Linked DNA regions of Homo sapiens: region 1 is linked to region 2. The links are chromatin contacts, found by Hi-C or POLR2A ChIA-PET in ENCODE. All regions are on one chromosome and are shown on one strand. Each heading gives the region's core, a stretch centred on a gene start or an enhancer-like site at or near the end of the contact. The rest is flanking DNA. Distances are from core to core; before and after follow the strand shown. Region 1 holds the start of CFAP52 (cilia and flagella associated protein 52). Region 2 overlaps NTN1 (netrin 1).

Region 1 (6,101 bases), core at 921-3,420, 340 kb before region 2:
CACTTTGGGAGGCCAAGGCGGGTGGATCACCTGAGGTCAGGAATTGGAGACTAGTCTGGCCAACTTGGTGAAACCCCGTCTCTACTAAGAATACAAAAATTAGCCAGGCGTGGTGGTGGGTGCTTATAATCCCAGCTACTCTGGAGGCTGAGGCAGGAGAATAGCTTGAATCCAGGAGGTGGAGGTTGCAGTGAGCCGAGATTGTGCCATTACACAACAGAGCGAGACTCCACCGTCTCAAAATAAATAAATAAAATAAACTATACACTGCCACAAGGTTTTTCTTTTTCTCTGGCAGCTAAACAAGCACTTATCTTGAGATAAGCAATATGAAAACAACTGCAACCTGTCCAGTTCATAGGCACTTACTAACTGAAGCCCTGTTCAACCCGCCATAAGAACAATTTTGATTGGACAACAGAGTGATTTCAGTAATGTTCTCCTGGCAAGAAGACCACTCACCACGGACTACCTCTGGCCAGTTTACTGAGGCTTCCCACTTAACGTGCCGTCATGTCCTGAAAAGGCCTTTTGACATATAGGACCTAATTGTAATACATTTAAATGTTAGGTCTCCATCCCAAGGTGAATATGAGTGATATATTACATCAATGTTTGTTCAATACACATGTGTTGGGACCACCTTCATGAGTATTCATAGCTCCTCCTATAACCTGTTGAATATGTATGTTTGTTTGTTTATTTATTTATTTATTTTTTGAGACGGAGTCTCGCTCTGTCCCCCAGGCTGGAGTGCAGTGGCGTGACCTTGGCTCACTGCAACCTCTGCCTCCCAAGTTCAAGTGATTCTCCTCCCTCAGCCTCTCAAGTAGCTGGGATTACAGGCACCTACCACCACGCCCGGATAATTTTTGTATTTTTAGTATAGATGGGATTTCACCATGTTGGACAGGATGGTCTCGAACTCCTGACCTCAGGTGATCTACCTGCCTTGGCCTCCCAAAGCGCTGGGATTACAGGCATGAGCCACTGCCCCCGGCCTCAGTTGCAGAGTTCTATGTGTGTGGTTCTACATTGGCTCAACAAGTGACATTATGCAACCCACTGTAGGCTGCTCAATTGTTTCTCAATGATCTTGTAACCAACTCTCAAGATATCTGATATCCGAAATGTATAAAGCACTCACTTTCTATTGGAGACTGTTAAAGTTAAACCAAGAGTCAAGAGCTAAGTCCTAGAGTATGCTTAAAACTTTAGACAGTGATTGTTCTGCATCCACATTCTTAAAGCTTTCAGGCATCACAACACACATTTTTGAAAAGTTTTGCTTCTCCTAAAATCTAATTCATTGTTTTCTCATCCCTCAAAAAACCAAAACCCCTCAAAACGAACAATAAAACCCCACAGCTTTTTCTTCCCAGAATCTTCAAAACAATAGGCAGTCACAAATAAGATTTCAGCGGAGCGGCCCAGTCCCTTTTTCTCTCCGCTTTAGCTCCCCCTGGCGTCCCCTTCCCCTTCTGTCCTGGTCTGAAATCCTCATCATTTAGAAACCTTCCTTAGGATTAGAGGACCAACAACATCCCCTCAGGGGGTTGCTCAAACACACGTTCCCTCCCAGCCCTTTCTCACTGGTACGCCAGTTGGGATTTTAGCAGATTTCCTAGCTGGTCCCAGGGGCCGACACAGACAGCATCCTTCTGTGTGGTTACGAAGGAGCCTAGGGCTTTGCGAGCGGCGTGGGGTTCAGAGCCAGGAAGGGCTGACCTAGTGGGAGAAGGGTTACAACCACCCGTACTCATCCGGCCCGCCTGGGGAAGAGGCATTTGGTCCCTTTTAGGTGCTGGCGCTTGTCCGAGCTGGTAAAAACCATCTCACTCCCTGAGGCTTGGATCGAGGAAGTGACTCTCCAAGGCCTTGGGGCAGGTCAGGCTGTGCGGGTCCTCCTGTGCGTGTCCCTGGCCAGGGCTCCTGCCGTTGTCCCACACTGCCTTTCAGGTGTCCCCGGTGTCTCACTATTCCTGTTTGCACTACACGTCCTCCGAATTCCTAAACCAGCCAGCCCAAAGATGCTGGAGGCCTCACCATTGAAGCCGATCACGGCGTCAAGTTCCAGCTCCGCCACTTGGGCCTCCGGCGAAATTTTGTTATCCATCCTTGGGAGGTTCTGATTACTTTGCTCTCCTCCCTAGTGGCTGCAGCGTCTTCTGGTCGTTATGGTAACGGACGAGCGCATGCGCTCCAGCTCCACGCCCGCGCAGAAACCCAGCCTGCCGAGTTCGAGTTCATTAGCATTCTTGGAAATGAAGGGGTATGGGGACTGGAAGAGAGATGGGGTGGGACTCCTCTTCTTTTTTTTTGTGCTATTTCTCTGGAAATTTAGGGGATGGCACTAACTGCGCAGAACTAATTCCTCCATCCCCTTGTGTAGAGTCTGTGACTTCTTAGTAACTCTAAAATCAAGCACCGAATGAATGGCATTTAAAAAATATGTAATCAGGCGTACAGGACTGATAGGAAGGCTGCTATAAAAAATATATATAATTGATACTTCTTTGGGCCCCTGTTTGGAGCAGTGTGAAAAAAATTTTAAAGATTTTTTAAAAAGCGTTGAGGTATAATTTACATATCATAAAGTTAACTTAAAGTAGGTTGTAGTGAGTTTACGCAGCGTGCAAGTCTCACCGCAATCTAGTGTTTTGTTTATTGTTTTGTTTTTGAAGCAGGATAAATTTTTAAGTAACTGCTACAGAGAGGTCTTGCAGCGCTCCCACCTTCCTGGGAAAATGCTTTGTTTCTATTTAACAATTTTAACTGAGCTTAGCAGTTCGCGTCTCTTGGTGGGAGTAGATTGCTCCAGTGTACTGTCCGCAGGGGAGCGCTTTGCTTTCTCTGATTATAGTTCTGAGGCCCTAGCTACTCACTTTGCAAACTCCAGGCTCCGGTCGCGCACGGGACGAACTGCGGGGAGTGAGCCGCGCGGGCCGCCGTAGTCAGCTGCTAAGAGCAGGAAGAGTCCGAGCGGCGGGCGGAGTCTGCAGGATGGCACCGGACCCCTGGTGAGTCCCGGGTGAGGGCGGCGGTGCGTGGAGGGACCTTCGGGGAGGCCGGGCTTCCGGAGAGCAGGCAATCACTTCGCATTGCCGCTGGTGGCCTTTCGGGATGAGGGGAGGGGCAGCGAGACCTTTCCTTTACTGAGGGGGCTCAGCCACATCCCGCCACACTTGGTCCTTGCAAGGGTGGCCCGGGAAGGAGACCAGGTGGTCCGCTGGAGAGCTGAGGACTTACGCCAAATCTCTGAATATTCCTTTAGCTTTTCTGGGCTGCATCTCGTTGCGGGGATTTCCCGCCCATCCTGGTTTTGGAGCTAGCTGGCTGGTGCAGGCTTCCCTGGACTCCTATAAAAGTGAAGTCGAAATAACGTTTTTGTAGCATGTCAGTCCATCCCGGTAAACCCCCTTATTTCACAGGTGGAGAAACCGAGGTTCAGAATCCATGGCCACCAGCCAGTTAGTAACCAGCTGGGGCTAAGACCTAGATCTTGGGGGCCCTTCCAGATACAGGAACCTGGGAGGGAAATTGTGCACTTGTTTATAAGGCATTTTGCACTTTCTTGAGTTAATATCATGAAGTCTTTTCCTTTAGCAGTAGCTTCTGCAGTAAAACAATAGCTGATAAGGGTGATTTATTTAGCAGTTAATCCCAAGGACTGCATGATGAAAGATGCAACTTTTGATCCCAAGGAACATATTGTTTGATCCCAAGGAACGTATTGTTATTGAACATAGACTTGACCTTTCTGCTTAATAATTAAAAACATATTACAGCTCTATAACGTTCTTGTTGGAATATGTGTCTTATGTTGTTATTTCTAATATAGTTTATAATTGTTTAAGTTGCCCACATCCTGGATATTAGAAGAATGGATTCCAAGAACAAAGTTGAGTTACCTGGAATCTAGGTTATTTGGGCCAATTATTTAATTTAGCATTTACTTTTTTAAACCTAATTTTAGGCCGGACGCGGTGGTGGCTCACGCCTGTAATCCCAGTACTTTGGGAGGCCGAGGCAGGCAGATCACCTGAGGTCGGGAGGTCGAGACCAGCCTGACCAACATGGAGAAACCCCGTCTCTACTAAAAATACAAAATTAGCCGGGCATGGTAGTACATGCCTGTAATCCCAGCTACTCGGGAGACTGAGGCAGGAGAATCGCTTGAACCCGGGAGGTGTAGGTTGTGGTGAGCTGAGATCGTGCCATTGCACTCCAGCCTGGGCAACACGAGCGAAACTCCGTCTCAAAAAAAAATAAAAAACCCCAAAATCCCTAATTTTAACAGTTATATACACCCCTTGATAGAGAATATTCAATTTAGAGAATATTGAAAATTTGCAAAAAGGAAAATAAATAGCATCTTTAACTCTATAATTTGGAAATAGCCATTAATGATTTTTTTACAATGAATTTGTTATTTTAATCTATATTTTTATATATATATATAATATAAACAGCATTTCTCTATGTCATTGGACATTCTTTGAAAGCATAACTTTCTTTTCTTCTTTTTTTTTTTTTTGAGACGGAGTCTTGCTCTGTCTGTCACCCAGGCTGGAGTGCAATGGCGCGATCATGGCTCACTGCAACCTCCACCTCCTGGGCTTAAGCAACTCTCCTGCCTCAGCCTCTGGAGTAGCTGGGACTACAGGCGCACGCAGCCACGCCCAGCTAATTTTTTGTATTTTAGTAGAGACAGGGTTTTACCGTGTTGCCTAGGCTGATCTTGAACTCCTGAGCTCAGGCAATCTGCCCGCCTTGGCCTCCCAAAGTGCTGGGATTACAGGTGTGAGCCACCGCACCTGGCCTCATAATTGTCTTATGTTGCAAAATAATGCATCACATGAATGACCATAATTTATTTTTCTCCTATTAGTTTTTTGTTTTTCTGATGTTTTGTTTTGTTTTATCATTGCAAAGGGAGTCCCTTTGTTCTATCTCTTATTTCCTTGGGCTCCCTGTCTAGAAGTAGGAATTAGAACTGTTGAAAGTGAAGCATTTATACTTTTTTTGTTATTCTCAATCAGTTTGACTAAGTGGCTTTCTCATTAGACTGTTGAAAGTGAAATAGAACTGTTGGGCTCAAGGGTATAAACATTTTTAAGGCCCTTGATACTGTGAACCCCAAAGTATCTGAGACAGGTCTCAGTCAATTTAGAAAGTTTATTTTGCCAAGGTTAAGAATGCACCCATGACACAGCCTCAGGAGGTTCTGAAGACCTGTGCCCAAGGTGGTTGGGGAACAGCTTGCTTTTATACAATTTAGGGAGAATAATACATGAATTAATACATGTAAGATTTATGATGGCTCAATCCAGAAGGGAGGGACACCTCGAAGGGCGTGGGGGGCTTCCAGGTCATAAGTAGATTGAAAAATTTTCTGATTGGCAATTGGTTGAGTTATTATCAATAGAAACGAATGTCTGGGTTATGATAAGGGGTAGTGGAGACCAAGATTTTATTATGCAAATGAAGCCTCTGGGTAGCAGGCTTTAGAGAGAATACATTGTAAGTGTTTCTTATCAGACTTAAGGTCTGTATTGACGTTAATGCTGGTTGGCTTTTCCTGAATTCCAAAAAGGAGGAGAGGATATATAATGAGGCATGTCTGATCCCCTCTTCCCATCATGGCCTGAACCAGTGTTTCAGGTTAACTTTGGAATGCCCTTGCCTTAGAGTAGGGGTCCGTTCAGATGGTTGCGGGGGTGGGGGGGGGTGTTGGGGGTGGGCTTAGAATTTTATTTTGGTTTACAATACATATTCCTAAGTTGCCCTCCACCTTCTGGAACCTAAATCCCTCAGTTTACAAATCAAGTAGGAAATAAAGGTCAAAGATAAGGGACAGGCCCCCAGTTATCTATTTAGATTGGTGGAAGCTATCACTGGACCCCAAGCTTCTTCCGCAGTTAATGTTGATAAAGCATTGAGACTTTTTCTGTTATACTTCATTAGTTTGATGAAGTGGCTTTCTCATTGGACTATTGAGAGTGAAACAGTGAGACACTCAGCTGTGCTCCCAAAGCACAAAATGGGTCGCTGATTAGGGGGGTAGAAAGGAGTATGGGAAGGGACTTGAAAAACCTATA
Region 2 (5,713 bases), core at 2,969-5,468:
GGCTGCGTGGTGCTGGCACCGGCCCAGTCTCTGCACCGCACGAAGCCTTTAGCAATCGCTTGAAAAAAAATATTTTGCAAGATCTCTTGAGTTTCACTAACCCTGCTGTAGTTTCTTGAGTCTCTACTTGGCTTTCATAGAAGAAGCCAGTTATGTAAAAGTCAGAAACTACCTGCAGGTTCTGAATCAAATGGGGAGGGTCAAAGGTGGCTCTCCGCCCACCCGGGGGTTGCAGGTAAGGCAAAGTGGGAGGGGACCCCTTTCCCCCCACTCTGTCTTGGAACTCCAGGGAATGGCAAGGATGGGTCCCTGGAGTGGTTTCCTGCAGCCTGCAATACAGACTGTCCCATTCGAGAACCTTTTAGCTCAAAACAGCACGGCCAGCAAGGCCCTAGGACATTCCAAGCAAAACTGCTCTTCTCCTGCCTTCTCGGGGGAGTTAGTTAGGGCTCTGTCTCTGAGGCTCTGGGTAAAACCCAGGCTCTGACTTGCAGGGGAGTTCTTCGGCCTGAAGCCATATTCCTCAAACTCCCCGAAAACTCCATCCTTCCCCTGCCTCCCCACACGCCCACCTCCCACAGCCCAGGCCACCAATCAAGACTGCGAGACGGCATAGTGTACAAGAGTTTATTTAATGATATCTGAATTTAGTTCTATCATGTGGGGCCCACATTACAAGTTCCATCTGGGTCCATTACAACTCTAACCAACCCCCCACCCCCCCCCAAAAAAAAGGAAAGAAAGAAAATCCACAACTTTTTCCATGTCATTAAATATATTCATATATAATAACCATAATATATTAGTATGCATTGGAAAGGGACATTGACCCAAACAATACGTCATGGTCACAACTAAACATTTACAATTCTGAGTGAACAGAAATCCAAAACACAGGAGGGGGCAGAGGGAGGAGGGGAAGTGCATTTGGGAGGAGGGAATGGGAAGAAACGTCCAATGACAGGAGTGGGACTGGTTTGGCTTTTGGCAAGGGGCGAGACCCCACAAGTACACATTTTGATCCCCCCCGGTGTGCCATGGCCCACAGGAATGTCTTGTCCACGGACCATGGCCAGTGGCCCCATCAATGGGTCTAGTCTGTCCACTCTGGGCTTCAAGGGGACTTCCTTTAAGTGTTGACAGCCTAAGCGTCTTTCACTTTCCTGAAGGCAGGAACCATTCCCCAGTCCCTTAGGGTCTCTTCTTGAGTTCAGTCTCATTCCAACCTGGGACAACTCCAAGAAAGTAAGTCCGTACCCCTCTCCAGCATGCCGCGACTGAGGCAGAGTTCCAGGGCCTTGGAGCAGCTCCCAGCCTCCCTGGGCTGTGACCCTCCCTCCCTGGGTTGTGACCCCAGGTGTCCCTCCCTCCCACATAGAGGCCCCTGGGGATGCTGCCTCCTGCCCTGCTTTCCAAGGACAGAAGCAGTGGGCAGAGACCACAGCCAGCAGGTGAATCCCGGGGACAGCCCTATGTCCTCCCCCGCAAATCTTCGGCATTACTGCGTGTCCGTAAAGCAGGCACTCAGCTGTCAGGGGCACCAGACCACCCAGCTGGTAAGAAAAAGGACAACTGGGGAAGCTGTTTCAAAAACAAAGACTAATCTGGTATGTTTTTCTTCAAACAAACACCTACATAGCACAATTCTGGTTAATACACTCTTCAAAATCAAAATCTAGTTCCGTTTTACATCCCTTCCTAACTGTACAAACCGGGACACCTCAATTCCCATTTCCCTCTGCTCCTTGGAGTGGGGCACCGGAGTGGAGGAGGGGTGCTTTCCCAAGGATGGTGCTCACCGCAGAGGCCGGGGCTGCAGTCGGGAGTGGTGGGCTGGGTCCTGGCTGGGTGTGTGGATAGGAAAGGCAGCTCGTGACGACCGTGCAATCCCAACAGTGACCTGGCTGCTAGCATGGTGGATCTGGTCACCCTGACGCATTCCCCAAGGGCCAGACCACCGGGCGGACAGCCTGTGCCCTGCGGGGTGCTGAGCCGAAGGGAGGGGCAGGACACTGGCTGAATTTTCCGCAAGATGCCTTGTTGCTTGGCGTGTCGCCAGCTCCGTTGCTGAGGTGGCCTCAGAGACCACCACAAATGCAAGCCCCTCACAGGACACCCGTGAGACCCAGACCCAGGGTGGGATATCGTGGGGCTGCCACAGCCCTTCTGGGCAGGGTGAAGAAACCACACTGGCATAGACAGAAATAGGACAACCGCCCCAGCAGCGTAGTGCCTTGTGATGCTGATGGCGCCCAGCACACCACACTGGGCATCCGAGGGGCGCTGACAGCTTGGAGAGGGGCCCTGTCTTCTAGCCTTGGGCTGGATTCAGGGAAGCCAAATGCCCCTTCCCAGGGCAGGTCTGTCTGCTCCCTGCCCCTGAGGCACCTCTGCCAGTCTCTCCTGGAGTCTCTCCAACCACCCTGAGGCAGCCAAAACACCTTTCTAAAAACACCTTTCTACCACCTCTTCGGAGCATCCAAGGCCTGCCTTCCTGGAACCTGGAGCTGCCATCTGGCAAGTCCGTCCCTGCATCCCGCACCACTTTGCTGCCTCCTCTGAAGATGTGATTGTCCCCATGCCCTACCCCACCCCGGGCTCCTGTTCTCCAGCCCAGATGCCAGTGTCCTCAAGAGGCAGTAACCAGGGCCAGGGGCTCGGTGGCCACTCCCCCAAGAGCACCCTCCCAGCCTGCACAGGGATTGGGCGGGTAGGCTGCAGAGCTGGAGTGCAGTGAGGGCCAGCGTGGCCCCTGGTCAGAAAGTCGGGCTCTGGAGTTTGAGCCCCAGTCCTGCCACCAATTTGCAGCATGACCTTGGGCACGTGTACTCCAGTCTCCTTGCTGGTGATAATGAGTCCCTGTCCCACAGGGTTGTCATGAGTACACACTGGGAGCATGTGGGTAAAGTGCCTGGCACACAGCAGGTGCTCAATAAATGGCAGCCGTGATGCGGGTAAATGTGGGGAAGGCGGAGGGAAGCCAGACCACCGGGGGCCGAGCTTCATACTTGGTATGACCCTTTTGAGCAGCCAAACTCTGGCCGGGAAAGTGAAACCAATTTCCTGACTGTGAGGGGAGCCAGGCCTCTTAATTCAGTGCGCCGGGTGTGAGGATGTGGGCCAGAGGCCCGGGCAGTGCAGAGAGCCCAGGAAGGCAGGGAGCCAGGAGGCCCCAGGGCACAGGAATGGACCCTGTGTGAGGAGGTCAGAACAAAAGGGGCTGCCTGCTTGAGGACCGTGTCTCTAGGAGATTTTGGAAGGAGGGCTGGGGCACAGTGGAGGGCACGGGCAGACTCCACAAAGACCGTCTGGAAAGGCACGGTCAAGGTGTGGCCCAGGCCAGACCCAAGACAGCTGTAGGGGGCAGGCCGGCAGCCTCTGTGCCTTCCCTTGGAGAAGCCAGCATGGCCTCCTTGGCCCCCAGGAACCTGGTCATTCCTGTGCCCCTGCCCACCCATGGCTCAGGCACTCTGGTACTTCACTGAGCCAGCAAACCCCATCCCAGCTCAAACAAGCCCCCGGCCCCAAGCCAGGCCCAAGTGCCTTCGCAGCCTGCAGACTCCAAGCCCGTTCAGGCCCTTTCCAGCTGTTGACATTGCTGAGGGGCCTTGCGGGAGCTGATGTCATTTACATAAATAGTGTCACTGCCGTAAACCCAGCCAGTGCCCCTCCCCCTCCCCCTGGAAAACGTCATAAAAAGGGCTGGTTCCAAGTTTCCAAAAGGAAACTCTCTGGGAGGTTTTGCGTTTGCGATGCCTCCTCCAACAGGCAGCTCCAGCATGAGGCGGTGACCACCCGGCTTGGGCTTCTCAGGGGTGTCCCTGGGCCCACTGCCTTCCGGATGGGCCAGCCCCACGCTGGGCAGGGGCAGGGGCAGGGGCAGAGACAGGCAGCAGCAGGGGCTTCCTCTCCTCTCTCCACAGGTGAACCACTCACCGACCCCAAGCCCCCACCCAGTAGGACCCACTCAGCAGGTAGCAGTGGAGACAGAGGCCGCCTGGGGCATGCTGGCTGGACAGGAGCTGTCCACTCCCCAAATGCTGCCAGGCCCCTTCAGATGGAGGAGTCCAGGCTGTGACAGCCAGGTGGCCCGCGGGGAACTGCTAGAAGGGGCCGGGGAGAAAGGGGGGGATCCCGTCGGCTGCGTGTCGGGTGGTGGTTTGGTGGGTGCTCCGCGCCCCGCCCACACTACGGGCTTGAGAATTCACAGTTCTCCTCCCGTCCACGTCTCCGCGCCATCCACGCCCCGCGCCTGGGGCCCCAGTTGTGCGATTCTGCGCCCGCCCCCGGGCCCCAGGGCAGGCTGCCCCCAGCCCCTCCACGGCGGCCGCGCCCAGGCCCAGGGAAGCGCGTCTCTGCTCTGGAAGGAGCCCCGTGAGGTAGCTACGTCTCGTCATTTCTCCAGGGCCCGGCCGGCGGCGCACCCCGCCCCGCGTGCACGCGGCTCCCGCCCAGAGCGCGCAGGGTGGGGGTAGGGGGAGGGGCCGCCGAGGGTCCCGCCCCCCGCGCCGTGCGGCCCCGCCCCCTCCCTCCCCCCACCTGGGAAAGCCCTCGCGGGCCAAGTCCGCGGCGGCCGGGCCAAGGCGCCCGCTCTCGCTCGGCCCCGCCCTGGCGCCCGCCCGCCCGCCCGCCCGCTGCCTCGGCGCTAGGCCTTCTTGCACTTGCCCTTCTTCTCACGCTGCTGGAACTTGCGCAGCCGCCGCGCCCACGTGTCCCGCCACTGGATCACCAGGCTGCTTTTATCGGCCACGATGCCGCTCTGGTCCGGAGAGTCCTCCGCGTTGCCCAGCAGCAGGTACTTCTTGAGGGGCTTGATTTTGGGACACTTGCAGGCGATGTCCCGCGAGCGGATCCACAGGCTCTGGTCACCGCGGCGGATGCGGCTCGTGCCCTGCTTATACACGGAGATGATGTTCACCGTGAACTTCCACCAGTCCCCCGCCTTGTCCGCCTTCAGGATGTGGATCTGGACGGCTGCAAGGAAGCACAGGCAGACGGGTGGGCTCCCAGCTGCTGTGGCTAGGTCCGCCCTGCCTGAGCCTGGGGAGAAGGGAAAGGAGACCCAGCCCCAGGAAGTGACTGCACAGAGTGGCCCATACAGGAGCGCGTGGGTGGTGGCAAGCTGATCGTAGACCCCCACCTGCTAACAACAGGGCCAAGAAGCCTTGCCTCCCACGCTGTGAGGGTGCCACCCAGCACTGCCGTCGGGACAAGCCATCTCCTGGCCTTGTCAAGGCCCACTTTGTCCAGGAAGCCTACAGGTGCTGACCACGCCCCCAGCACTCTGGGCAAGCTGTCTGCCCAGGGCAGGCGCTCGGGTGAGAGCAGTGCTGGCGGGGAGAGGGAGGTTCCTCAGGGGTGCGCTTCTCCAAAGGCCCAAGTCACTTTACACCAGCCCTCATGACACTCCACACACAGCCTGGCCCTCCAACCAGCCTCAGAAAACCATAATGGGTCCTCAATGCTCAGGGACAGAAGATGAGAACCCACCCTTTGGGGTGGCCGTAGTGCCTTTTCCAGAGCCCCGGGAACCTTGGACTGCCGCTTCCCACGCCTAAGCCATCCCTACCAGGTGGCCTCCCTTCCTCCATGCCGCCCAAGGTCCCCAGACCATTCCTCTTACTCCAAATTCTCTGCCAGTATTTTCCCTAGTAGAAGGACTTCCCCAAATGGAGCATGCATCAGAATCCCCTGGCCGGCTTGTGAAAATACA

What was found. A loop is a pair of places that touch in the nucleus more often than their neighbours do. ChIA-PET counts read pairs that join two places held with the same protein, here RNA polymerase II (POLR2A). Pooled maps may share reads with other maps.
Region 1: a pooled map shows a loop between it and region 2 (5-fold over the local background). The contact joins the promoter of CFAP52 here to the enhancer-like site in region 2. A Hi-C loop is called at or near these places in 11 of 50 pooled maps. POLR2A ChIA-PET finds 5 or more read pairs at or near these places in 2 of 52 experiments (H1 and activated T-cell).

Annotation. Positions count from the first base shown.
Region 1 is chr17:9,572,711-9,578,811 of GRCh38, reverse strand. It overlaps CFAP52 (cilia and flagella associated protein 52), which reads right to left and starts at 2,170. Exons shown (of 14, transcript NM_145054.5): 1 at 2,047-2,170. The coding sequence starts at 2,116. STX8 (syntaxin 8) reads left to right here and starts at 2,992. Exons shown (of 8, transcript NM_004853.3): 1 at 2,992-3,020. The coding sequence starts at 3,004. RefSeq lists enhancers at 1,908-2,037, 2,830-3,009.
Region 2 is chr17:9,238,901-9,244,613 of GRCh38, reverse strand. It overlaps NTN1 (netrin 1), which reads right to left. Exons shown (of 7, transcript NM_004822.3): 7 at 614-4,974. The coding sequence ends at 4,646. LOC124903923 (a long non-coding RNA gene) reads right to left here. Exons shown (of 2, transcript XR_007065614.1): 2 at 5,630-5,713. Among named protein-coding and RNA genes, the nearest start is that of NTN1, 220 kb to the right of the region's middle. RefSeq lists a silencer at 4,182-4,631. Within about 2 kb of position 4,218, at least 27 of the 41 ENCODE cell types and tissues checked have a DNase peak (open chromatin) inside an H3K27ac peak, as active enhancers do.